2 separate regions of the Homo sapiens genome follow, and region 1 is linked to region 2. The links are chromatin contacts, found by Hi-C or POLR2A ChIA-PET in ENCODE. All regions are on one chromosome and are shown on one strand. Each heading gives the region's core, a stretch centred on a gene start or an enhancer-like site at or near the end of the contact. The rest is flanking DNA. Distances are from core to core; before and after follow the strand shown.

Region 1 (6,342 bases), core at 1,645-4,144, 120 kb before region 2:
AGGCTAGCCATTGGAATTTAACTTAGAAAGAATGTGTGAGGTTGTTATTTAAAGGCTCGACATAACTCTCTGAGTATAAATGTCCATGAAACTAGGATTAGGAGTACTTTAAAATAGAAATCATTAAATAAATCTTAAATCACAAAAGGTTTTCCAAACATACCCTGTGGTATGTGATCAGATTGAAACTCAGTTTCACGTGAGTCACACACACACAGTTAGGGTAAAACGACACACTGGGGATGAGAGAATGGTGGGAAACGTGTTTAGAATGGGAAAGGGCCTGCTGGGGAACATGAACCTTAAAAGGCAGACTTTCCCCTGCTCCTGGTGTTGCTGTGTGCATCTGCCTCCATCCGCCCAGGCCCACCGAGCTGATGTGCTAAGAACAGCTTTGCAATTCCTGGGAGCTTTATACCAGATCCGAATAGCACGGGCCTCCCTCCTCCTCACCAGATGTTTGATTCTCATCCTTCTCCCATTCCTTTTTCCCCTTTGGTTTCAGCAGGATGGGCTGAGTGGACAGCAGGCTGAGGCCATGTGTTACTGACAGAACAAAGGTCACTGTGACAGCAGCTCAGCCCTCCACTTCTCTCTGGATGGGGCAAGTGCACATGGTGGTTTCTGAGCCTCATTCTTACTCTTTCCACTTGTGCTGTACAGAAGCTCTGCTGCATGGTTTTCTCGAACAATTTATGCTGAACTAACCCAAAGCCGTGGCTCAGTTCAGCCCTTTTATTTTTTTCTTTCACTAAATAGATACTTTTGGTGGTGGTATTGAAAGTTGAAGCTATGGCTTGAATATTCGTCTTCTTCAAAACTCATGTTGAAACTTACATTCCACTGTGGCAGTATTGAGAGGTAGGGCCTTTAAAAGGTGATTGGATCATGAGAGCTCTGCCCCTATCAATGGATTAATGGGTTATCTTGGGAATGGAACTAGAGGCTTGATAAGAAGGGAGGCCTGCCTAAAATAACATGTTAGCACACTCAGCCCCCTCACCATGTGATGTCCTGCACCACCTCAGCCCTCTACTGAGAGTCCCAACCAGCAGGAAGGCCATCACCAGATTTCAACCCTTGACCTTAGACTTCTCAGCCTTTAGAACTATAAGAAATAAATTCCTTTCCTTTAGAAATGACTCAGTTTCAGATATTCTATTATAAACAACAGGAAATTGACTAATACAGATGGTAACCCTCAGTTGGGATTCCTGTGTGTCTTGGTATTAGGCCCAGTAATGTAAGAAGACTATGGACCTCTTGAATAAACACCCCTAGCTCTAGATAAAGAGTATTTCCCAATTAGAATGAGGTAGATTTGTAATTCACAGATGTTTGTCCCACTTAACCAGCCAGGAGCTCCATCTGTCATAGATATACTGGTGAGAAAACATTGAGTATATCTATAATAGATACACTCTTTACAGATACCCTCTACAGGTATGGAGTTCAGGGTGAGGTGCCAAAGCCTGACAGTGGGAATGATGCTTTTCCTTCGTGTGGAACACATCGTTTGTTTGGTTTAACCCTAGTACCAGCTCTAAGAAATGTGAATCCACTGAGAAAAATCTTGTCTGTAGAATTTATTTAAACATCTGGCTGCTCAGATCAGCAGAGATGGTGCTTTTAAAATATTTAGTTCCTTAGCTCTCTGGTTTAAAGCAAAGAAGTTGAAATTAATTTCAGCCTAGATATGATGAGTGTTAATCAGAATATTAATTTAGATTAGATGCTGCATGCTTTGATCACTTCTACAATGATTCTCTCCCTCCTTTTTTCTTCTACTTGTCCTGCAAGACTTTGATTACCTTCTGGGGTCATGTTAGGGCTCTGAAATTGACTACTTTTCCATATTGGGAATTTAAGTATTGTCATTTTTTAATTTGCCCTATTTTTGTCATTTTCAATTGTCCCTATTTTATTTCTGGTTCTCTGCTTTTAGGATTCTTTCCAAAGCCTACAAACTAAAAATATGCCAAACCCATCAGGTGCTTCCCCCAGTGTATTGGTTATCTATTGCTGTATAATAAATTACCCTAAAATGTAGCAGCTTCAAGCAATAGACATTTAATATCAGTGGTCCAGGGACCTGGGAATGGCTCAGCTGGGTCCTGTGCTTTAGGATCTCTCACAAGGCCACAGTCAAAGTGTCTGGTGGGTCAGTGGTCTCATCTGAAGGCTTAACTGGGGAAAGATCCACTCGTGGTTATGGGCAGGATTCGGTTCTTTGAGGACCATTGGATTGAAAGCCTTGGTTCCTTGCTGGTTGTTGGCTGCCTTCAGTTTCTTGCCACTTGGGCCTCTCTAACACTACAGCTTACTTTATTAATGCCAGAGAAAGTCTGCTAGCAAGATGGAAGTCATAATCACAAAAATGACATCCCTTCAATGTTGCTTTATTAATTAAAAGCAAGTTACTGAAAGGGTGGGGATTACACAAGACCATGAATACCACTAGGTAGGGACTGTTGGGGGCCATCTTAGAGGCTGCCTACCACAGCCACTTACCATGTAGTTGTCTTCTAAACTTTCAGATTGTGGAGTAGTAGAGAATGAATGGTCATTTTCCTAAAGACCCATGCATAAATCAGGCTAGGCTAATCATGAAAGTAACTTGAAGAATAAATATTGAAATATATGTGTATGTGTGCATATTTAAAGGCATTCCATAGGGTACATGTGTCTCAGTGACCAAAGAACAGAGGCTGTATTTTGTGGGTGCTATGCATTGTTAAAGCACATGCTCTTTTACTCCATCAAACTAACAATAAGGGGGTGTGGGAGTTTTTCTCCAGCCATAGTTTGTTAAAAAAACCGGCTCCCTGGAGAGGCTGCACTTGGATTTGGGTTCTCAGTCTGGTCTGAGTCACTAGCCAGGAGGCTTTTATCCAAGTAGAGTTAAATCCTCTGCAGCTTCCCTCAATCTGGAGTGATTTCAAACTTGTGTTGGTGTGAGCTGGATATTTCTCAGACATGTTTGTCCTTTTGGATTGTTGTGACTTGGCCAGGTGCAAAAGCAGATTGTCTTGAGTTGGGACCTTCCCAGGAGGAGCAAGTGTGAGTGGAGGAAGCTGGGTTACAGATGGCCCATTACCCAGAGCCATCATTACTCAGGGGCCTGAGGGAAGATACTGACATTATTCTTTCTTGGGTTTCCTGGCGTTTTTTCTTTTCTTATTTTTTTTTAATTTTTATTTATTTATTTATTTTTTTAGGCAGGGTCTTACTTTATCACCCAGGCTGGAGGGCAGTGGTGTGATTACAGCTCACTGCAGCCTCAGCCTTCCAGGCTCAAGTGATCCTCACATCTCAGCCCCCCCAAGTAGCATGCCCAGCTAATTTTGGTATCTCTTGTAGAGATGGGGTTTCATCATGTTGCCCAGGCTTGTCTCAAACTCCTGAGCTCAATCGATCTACCCCCCTCAGCCTCCCAAAGTGCTGGGATTACAGGCGTCAGCCACCACACCCGGCCTAGCTTCTCTCTTCTTTGATAACGAAAGCATGATCTCCATTATGTGCCTGGCCAGGTTTCCTGTTCCAAGAATGTAGGTAGATGTTGGGTATGGTATGGTAAAATCAGTGTGGTTATAGGAGGAGGCAAGGATGAAGCTTGAAAGGAAGTAGTTTATTACACTTACAGGTCTGGAGTGGGTTCACCACATGCCATACAGGGGTACAATCAGCAGGGTGCCCAATTGAACAGATTGTGCAGTAGAGAGAGAGTGGGACCTGTGGGTTGAATCCTTTATTGGGATCTGGGATGGGTTTGAGGTTAATTGATGCCAAGAAATTTCACTGGGCTCAAAGGCAAGTGGGCAGTGGTGAAGGGGCGGGAGCCTGGGGGAACTCGAGGCCAGGGGTTAGGTTTATCATCCAACAGTTCCTGCTGGTTTTGCTCAGTACTTGGGCAGTGAGAAGGATGTTGAAGCACGAAAGCATGAACTCGAAGGATTTTTAACACATTTTCCAAACAGGTTCTTTACTAGCTTAATAGAGTGTAGGATTGCACTGAGATTAAGCTACCTCTCATTACCTGAGTGATAAAGGGGCTCTACGACTTCTTGAACGTTTTTGTCTTTATAGCAGTCCCTACAGGCCCCTGCTAGTAATGACTAAGCATAAGCAGTGGCCTCCTTCTCCTTCTCCAATAAAGTTCCTCCCTTGCCAGGGGGCTGAAAGTCTTTCCATGTTTTCTCTCTTGACATCTGATGTCCTGTGCATGCCCAGGTCCCGGGACTCTAGTCTCTATCATGGTGTGAGAGGCCCTCCAAGGAGGAGTCAGGACTGCGAATTCAGGGAGTCTCAATCTTTGGGGCAGGAATTTCTCACTTGTGATATCTTCAGTCTCTTTGGGGACTTTCTCCTCCTTGTTGGTCATTTCTAATAGTTTCTGTCTACCCAGAACTTTAGTATCTTTGATGATGCCAACAGTATCTGTGGGGAGGAAGGCTGGTCTTTCAGATTGAGTCAGAATTCTTAGGCTGAAGGTTCTAAGCACACCGTTGATTTATTTGGTAGCTCTGGGGAATCCCCTCTCTCTTGAGTTCAAAAGTAACAATAAGAAACTGCTCCATGGGCTCCAGAAATAGGCCCTGTGTCTCAGGAATTCCTGCTTCCTGTCATTGCTTGGGGTTCCTGTTACCATTAGAAGTACTTTTAGCATGCGTATTGTGAATAGCTTTAATTTCCTGCATTCGGCTGAATGTTAATTTTTACAGGTTTAGTTTTACAGCCAGTTTTACAGCCTATTCCAGGTCCAAGGTATTGGATGGTCACCAGTTTTGCCCAGCTGGGCATTTGAATTGTCCTGTTGAAGAGGCAGAGCCAAGCTCAGGGATAATTATGACAACATTGGTTGATTTCAGGGTAACTGAGGAGCCAATCTGGTTTGTTTCTACCCTTGCAGATGAATTGATATCTGCTTTCTTGCCTTTATAGGCGAAATGATGGTATCCAGGGAGGCCAACCACTCACCTGGGTGGAGACTCTATGGGTTGCATTGAGTTCAGAATTTTTGGGGGAGGACTCCTAGGAACTGATATATGCTGACTAAACTCCCCAGAGACAGAAGATAAGCAGAATACTTACCTTCTAATTATAACATAAGAGATTCCTCTCTAGGGAACAGAACACCTACGCTTAATGCCCAGTGTGTGTACTTAATGGTATTCGAGAAAGCACATTAGTTATTAGAGGATGACCCAGTGACAGTGTGGTCTGGACAAAGGGTGGTGCAGGTAACTCTAGAAGAGGTTCCATGTGGGTCATGGGAGCCTGGGTGAGGAGCTAGCCCTGTTCCCAACCCATTCACATCAAATTTAGGGCTTCAAATATCTGTCTTCCCATGCTGATGTGTCTCTACCATGGGCTGCACCGTATTGATGCAACACATTCTCATTTTCTAGGTTTCACACTGATCACACCATCCCACATTTTTTTTTTTTCTATTCACACATTTTAAAGAAACTTGGTTATTACTATGGATGGAACTACTGCTTTGTTTTATTTTCAGCCAAGCCTTAATCGGACCTACACCCTTTGTTTATCCTCCTTTTACTCTGAAAGACTTCCTGTCTCTTAAAGTAGCTTATCTCATCCCTTGGGCGTTAGTTTTAACCATTCAATTCTCAGAGCTGCTTTTTTTCTGCTGGGGATGGGAGGGGTGGGTGACTTGCTATTGTCGGCATATGCGGATTTCATTAAATAAAAGGAATGTAAGTTGGCTTTTGTTTGAAGTGTCAGGATTTTGTTGTTTTGAGAAATATGATGGTGAAAATTAATCCTCATGGTGCTATGTGGAGAGTGTAGGGGCCTGAATTGTTTGTACTGATATGCCTGGCAAATTTAGATTTCCATTTTGTAAGTATTATTTCAAAACCCTAGATAATATTTTTTTCTTATTTCTTCTAAAAGTGGAAAGTAAAGAAAATACCTGGTTAATGGGGGTGTGGTTCTAGATAGTAAGATTCTAATTAGTCAAGACAGAATGTGCTTCTTAGCTGAAAAATATTTGGGCCTCATCTGGCTCCTTTGCATCTACAGACGAATGTTACAGGGAGATGGTGCCAACAACGAAAGAAAAAAAAACCATTGTTGGATATATTTGTCTTTATTGCAGCATTGCTGAAAGGAAGTTAATGACTTATAGTCTAAAGGTTAGTTCAAAGGTAATAACTTCCTTGAATTCACTGTCAATGAAACATGCTGTAAGATGTGTTGTTTTTTTCTGTGAGCGACTACCCATTTGATTTCTACACTGAACACGTTTAGTCTAGTGTGTTAACTCACATGTTCCTTGATTTTTTTTCTTCCTTTCTATTAAGCTTACCTTTAGGTGTC
Region 2 (6,428 bases), core at 2,284-4,783:
AGATTTGCCCTGAAGAATTCTCACACAGCACAAAAAGATCAAAAAGACTTATGCACAAACACGATTCATATTTTATTAAAAGCTGAAGGAAAAAGCTCAATTATCCAACAGTAGAGACTGGCTAGATAATTCTGGTAAAGTTATTCTATTTGCCAGAGTCACTCAATGGAATATTACGTAGCCAGAAAACAGAATGAATTCTATATACTGACATTGAAAGATATCCATAATATACTGTTAAGTGAAAACAATGAGATTCAGAATAGTGCAGTTCTTTATTTTATAATGATAGGTAAATATCTGTTAATAACTATGGTTATATAAGAAGTTTACATGAAAATTTTGATTTCTATATTGTACCCTAGTATTATTTATACTTTATAAGTGTATTTTACTTAAATATAACAATCAAATTTACATTATAAAAGCAAAGGTAAAAAATTGTCTTTAGGCTGGGTGCGGTGGCTCATGCCTTAAAATCCCAGCACTTTGGGAGGCTGAGATGGATAGACCACTGGGTCAGGAGTTCGAGGCCAGCCTGGCCAACATGGTGAAACCCCATCTCTACTAAAAAAAAAAAAAAAAAAAAAAATTAGCTGGGTGTGGTGGCGCACGCCTGTAATCCTAGCCACTAAGGAAGCTGAGGCAGGAGAATTGCTTGAACCCAGGAGGCGGAGGCTGCAGTGAGCCGAGATCGCGCCACTGCCCTCCAGCCTGGGTGACAGAGCGAGACACTCTCTTCTCTCTCTCTCTCTCTATATATATGGATAGATAGATAGATAGATAGATAGATAGATAGATCTTTAAAATATGACAGATCATTTTTATTAACTTGACCAAGAGTCTGTCCTTAGACATAGCACCAGACTTAAAAGAATGCAGCTCTCCATGGTTTCTAGAAAAACTAGGCATTTGGGCCTGTGGTAGCCAGCCTCCAAGATGACCTGCAATAAACCCTGCCCTGGTATTCACATCCTGTGTGACCAACAGAATAGTATAGAAATGATGATATGGTTCTTCTAAAATGACATTACAAAAGACTGTGGCTTCCGTCTTGGGCCCTCTTTCTTGGATCGCTTGCTCTGGGAAAAGCCAGGTCATGAGCAGTCTATGGAGAGGCCCCGACCAAGAGAAACTGAGGCCTCCTGCCTACAGCCATATGAATGAGCTTAGAACCAGATCCTCCAGGCCCACTTAAGCCTCAGATGACAGCTGCCCTGGCTAATACCTTAACTGCATCTTTGTGAGGGCGCCTGAGCCAGAACCATCCTGGATTCCAGATCCACAAAACTATTAGAAGATAGATGTTTGTTGTTTTAAGACATTAAGTTTGGGTTAATGTGTTAAGTAGCTATAGATAACTAATACAGGATCCAGTCAACTCTATAATTTTTAGTGCCTATTTCCCAACCTGCACATATTAACTTTATACTCTAAGCCTAGTCTCACATTGGTTCTGTCTTTATACCAACCTAAATCGGTAAAGACCAGCAACTAAAGTTAGTGTAGGGTATTCTGTTCTCTCCTCAGGAGGATACCACTAATGATGAGGAGAGGGGGACTGAATCCAAGGGACATCACCGGGATCATAGGATCCAGAAATCAAATTTGGTTATCAAACCTTCAAATGAAAATCCTTTGGTTTAAAAAAGACTTCTACCTTTTCTATCTGACCCAATCAAATTGTTACATTATTGAGACAGGCAGTGGTTCAAATTAAATGTCACAGAAGAACACCCTGACAATGAGAAAAGGAGAGAACACTGGGAAAAGCTGTCCATTGTTTCCTTGCTAAAGGCAATCTCTGATGAAAGAGGAATGGACTCCTTTTCAATACAGGTTTAGTTTTGCTGAACACCAAATGCAGAGAGGGAAATGAATTCTCACTGCAGAAATTCTTCTGCTATTACCGTTGTTATACTTCTACTTAAGACCCTTAATTTCAATGCTTTTGAATCCAGCCATAAATATCTGTTCAAATAGTTGTAGGATGATTTATTTTCTGTTTAAAATGGTTTGTACATGTATTTTTATATAACTAAAAAATGTCTGAATGAATCAGCACTTCACAAATCAATGACAGGTCAGAGGAGCATGGCCAGCATGTCTGGAAGGAACCAATTTCTCCCATAGCACCATCAATTCATTGCTAGCTCGGTCCAAGGAGACTTGGCAGTGGCTGTCAGCCTGAATAAAATCCAGGAGCCGTCATGCCTGTGCTGCCAGCGTGGCTTAGTGATAAAGTCACGGAGTCCCTGTAAAAGATTCTCCAGCGGCCGGGCACGGTGGCTCATGCCTGTAATCCCAGCACTTTGGGAGGCCAAGGCAGGCGGATCACGAGGTCAGGAGATCGAGACCATCCTGGCTAACACGGTGAAACCCCGTCTCTACTAAAAATACAAAAAATTAGCCGGGTGTGGTGGCGGGCACCTGTAGTCCCAGCTACTCGGGAGGCTGAGGCAGGAGAATGGCGTGAACTCTGGAGGCGGAGCTTGTAGTAAGCCGAGATTGCGCCACTGCACTCCAGCCTGGGCGAAAGAGCAAGACTCCGTCTCAAAAAAAAAAAAAAAAGAGATTCTCCAGCAGGCTGCATGCAAAATATATTCTACACACATATGTTCTATTTTCGTGATTATAGGGAGATGCCAGTGTGACAGATCAATTGCAAATTCATTTAAAAATACTGTACAATTAATAGCTTTCTCAACCAATGGATATTAAAAGTACATCTCTTATCCTATAATGTATTGAGATTTATAAAATGCTTTTAAAAAGAAATCTTTTCCAATTCAAAGTGTTGGGAATTATTGTTCTAGAGATGCCAATGCAAGGTTAAAAAATTCTTATTCTTCACTAAGATATAATGGCATTCTAATCCAGTTTTACCACTCTGTAAAAGTAAAAACTCAGTAAATTGATTAAACCAAATCATGCTTCAGGAATAAATTTACATTTACAGAATACTAATTTTAAACAAAAAAAGAGAATAGGCTCATTATATATCAGTAAGTATGGTACATAAAATGTATCACAATGTCTTCATTCCTAGTAGGTTTTTTAAAAAAACAAAGCTTAATATGAAATAGTTAAATAAAGAAGGAGGCAGGAGGAAAGGGGCAGGGCCCCTGAGGGTCAGGTGGTAGGAAAGGCAGAGAGTAAAAATTCTTGCCTCATTTGGGAAGCCCAGATTCTAGCAACTTCTGTGCAATAAAGTGATAGCAATAGTCCCCTGAGTTTATTAGCTGAGAAGGGTGAAGAAGGAAAATGCTATCTGTTTCAGTTCTCTGTTGTACCGAAGGGTACCCTGTGTATTAGTCTGTTCTCATGCTGCTAATAAAGACATACCCAAGACTGAGTAATTTATAAAGGAAATGACTCACAGTTCTGCACGGCTGGGGAGGCCTCAGGAAATTTACAATAACGGCATAAGTGGAAGCAAACACATCCTTCTTCACATGGCAGCAGCAAGGAAAAGTGCCGAGTAAAATTGGGGAAAGCCCCTTATAAAACCATCAGATCTTGTGAGAACTCACTAGCTATCATAACAACAGGATGGGGGAAACTTCCCCGATGATTCAATTATTTCCACCTGGTCCCTCCCACAACACGTGGGGATTATGGGAACTACAACTCAAGATGAGATTTGGGTGGGGACACAGCCAAACCATATCACCCTGCCAAAGAATATCCCCTCTGTTGCCATGGTTGACTTCTATGGCAAATTCAGCTTCTGCTCTTTTGGAACTTGTCTTGTCATTCAGACTGAAAGAGTAAAGGTAACTAAGGTGGATCTAAGGTGCCTAAATTTATTTTTATTTTTTCACTGTTAATCTAAAGGTATGGTCAGAAAAGCTCAGCCAAACCATGTAGTGAGGTATTTAGGATGAAAATTTTATTGCAATTTTAACACAGATGATCATTTTTATTTTCAAGATACTTATCTACTGTAGTTTTCGTTTATATGGTAAACAGAAAATATAAACCCCCTTAAAGATTGAAAACCACAGCTATCTCACAATAAAAACGTAAAACAAATATACTTCCACAAATAATTCTTTCAAATATTATTGAATCTTAAGTGTCTAGGAAGCAAGAATAGACTTTTCTCAAGATTGGAGCCACAGTGAAAGGTAAATAGTTATTTGGGACAAACTATTTCCAATCCCTGAGTGATGGGGTGATTCAGGAGCATGGATGCAGCGAGCCAACCAAGTCAGAAGTTGCAGAGAATATAAACTCCTCCATCTCCCACAATTCCTCACACTCACATAACAAGAAACTGACACTAAAAAATATTCAATACAATGGCAAAAGAAAAAATATTTTTAAGTGTAGATATATTTCCATTTACATTTATCTGTCAAGATCTGTCAGAACCTACATATCCAAACCGTAATGTCCTGTGTGTCCCCAGCTGACTGGGCAATCAGGCAGACGTAGCGACTGTTTGAAGATGTCTCATATATCAATGGGCACAAAGTGCTTTCCGAAGAATAATTTTTTAAAGAAATGAAGCTGATCGACAACTTGCTAAGACACAAATATGACACCGAAAACTCAACTTGAATCTCACAATGGGTGTGGACACAAACACCTTTAGTCTTGATGTTGCGCTTGTTTTTGGAGCATGAGTGAGTCAAAAAGCTTGAAGTTTGGTATTAAAATATTTTTAATCATTGCATCTAGTTTCCCTCTTTCTCAACACTAGAGTGAAAGGGGTATATATACAGAGCAGTTACATCAGTCTGTGAAGCCCAGGCCCCTGCACAGATCATGCTGCAGCTGCCTTAGCTGGGAGTGGGTGGGCCAGGGCAGTTCATCCCAACAACATCTCCGTATGGTGCTCTGAGTAACCCCAAGTGAATCCCTCTCTGTAAAGAATTCTAACACATCCTATGCAAGATGGTAAGGCACTTTTACTATTCTTTGCCCCTCCTTTCTCTCTCTTCCTAGGTTCTGAGGCAGAGGCTAAAATTCATTTCCCAGGCTCCCTTGCAGCTACGGTACAGGTACACACTCAGGCTCCTGCCAGACCCTGAACTGGAAGCTGGTAATGTGGAGAATCAGTGATGGTACATGTGGGTGTGATGGCAGCTACTCTGGGCTTTCAGAGACAGCTGTGGCAGCAATTCCAGTGGCAGTTTTTGAGCACCCAGGGTCAGGTGTCGGCTGTGTGAGCTGTGGTGTTTGCATCCAATAGAGGCAGGCGAGGTACCTTCTTAGGATCAGCTCTGTGGTGTGATTTGAGTGTTATTCTGTCTACCCATCCTGCATGTCTGAAGATTCTCTAGCTCTCCTGAGATTCTCTGAGCATTGCATGCCTTTTGAGAAATTCCTTCTATGGTAAAGTTCACCAAAGCTGCTGACTACTGCTTTTATAAGAATGCCCATGGTGGATACAGCTTGGGAACAGAACAAAATTCTCTGAGGTTGGAGTCCTTGTTATTTGCAGCAAAGGTTATTTGATTAGGATTTGGGTCACAGCTACCCTGTCACTGTCTGAGTTCTTCCCAAACCATAGAGTTGGTGGTGGTTTTCATTTTCTGACCTTGCAGGGACACAAGGGAAAATATTGAGTACATCTGTGAAAGTCCCTGCCATCTTCTAAGGATTTATCGTGCAGGTCTATGCTACTCAAATAATGATATTCTTCTTGATCTTAGAGGAAAAAAAGAGAATTGAAAAACTCCAGAAAAGACTGGAAATCGTAGAGGTCTGGAACTGTGTGTGTTCACTGCCATAGGGAAAGTATTTTTTTAAAATAATACAATAACCCAAAAACAGATTTCTTTCTGCCTTGCCCAAGATTTTGAACATCACCAATAATATTTGAGCAGCTGTGAGCACATAAGTCCACGCCCTTGCTCAAACCACATATTAAATATAATCAATTCTTGTTATTCATGGTAGTTATGTTCTATAAATTGCCAAAAACACAGAGCATTGCATCTAGCAAAAATATGGGGTTAGGTTGCTTGGAGCCTCTGTTAAACATTTTGGTCAACCAATCAACATATAACCTTGTTTTCTGTGTGCTTCTGTTTAAAAGACATCTTATTTAATATCTATTGTTGATTCATTAACATTAAACTGGAGGTAAATATAATCACTTGAAATGATTACATATGAAATATATCATTTCAAATATAAAGCATTATATTTCACTGAACTATTGGGTATGTAAATTGCTTGTAGTTTTTACTATTATAAATAGCTCTACTGTAAACAATTTTAAAGAAAGTTTTCATTTTCTTTACCATCATTTCCTGAGGATAAATACCCCAAACAGGTTGAAGAAAGTAAGTATCCCTGATTGCTTATAATAAACTAAGTAGGTCCTTTCAGAAAGTGATGACTAGCTTTCCTGTTTCCACAATAGTTCTCCTGCATTGAATTTTTCTTTCTCCTGCATTGGATTTTATTTTATT

What was found. Hi-C counts contacts between places; a loop is a spot of excess contacts on that map. ChIA-PET counts read pairs that join two places held with the same protein, here RNA polymerase II (POLR2A). Pooled maps may share reads with other maps.
Region 1: a loop to region 2 is called in a pooled map, with 2.2 times the contacts of the local background. The contact joins two enhancer-like sites. A Hi-C loop is called at or near these places in 1 of 50 pooled maps. POLR2A ChIA-PET finds 5 or more read pairs at or near these places in 2 of 52 experiments (T-cell and activated naive CD4-positive, alpha-beta T cell).

What each region holds. Positions count from the first base shown.
Region 1 is chr14:52,020,328-52,026,669 of GRCh38, reverse strand. All of the region lies in intron 12 of NID2 (nidogen 2), which reads left to right. Among named protein-coding and RNA genes, the nearest start is that of RTRAF, 34 kb to the right of the region's middle. RefSeq lists an enhancer at 5,465-5,759. Within about 2 kb of position 2,894, at least 3 of the 41 ENCODE cell types and tissues checked have a DNase peak (open chromatin) inside an H3K27ac peak, as active enhancers do.
Region 2 is chr14:51,902,901-51,909,328 of GRCh38, reverse strand. The region is part of intron 2 of GNG2 (G protein subunit gamma 2); the gene reads right to left. Among named protein-coding and RNA genes, the nearest start is that of GNG2, 46 kb to the right of the region's middle. Within about 2 kb of position 3,533, at least 6 of the 41 ENCODE cell types and tissues checked have a DNase peak (open chromatin) inside an H3K27ac peak, as active enhancers do.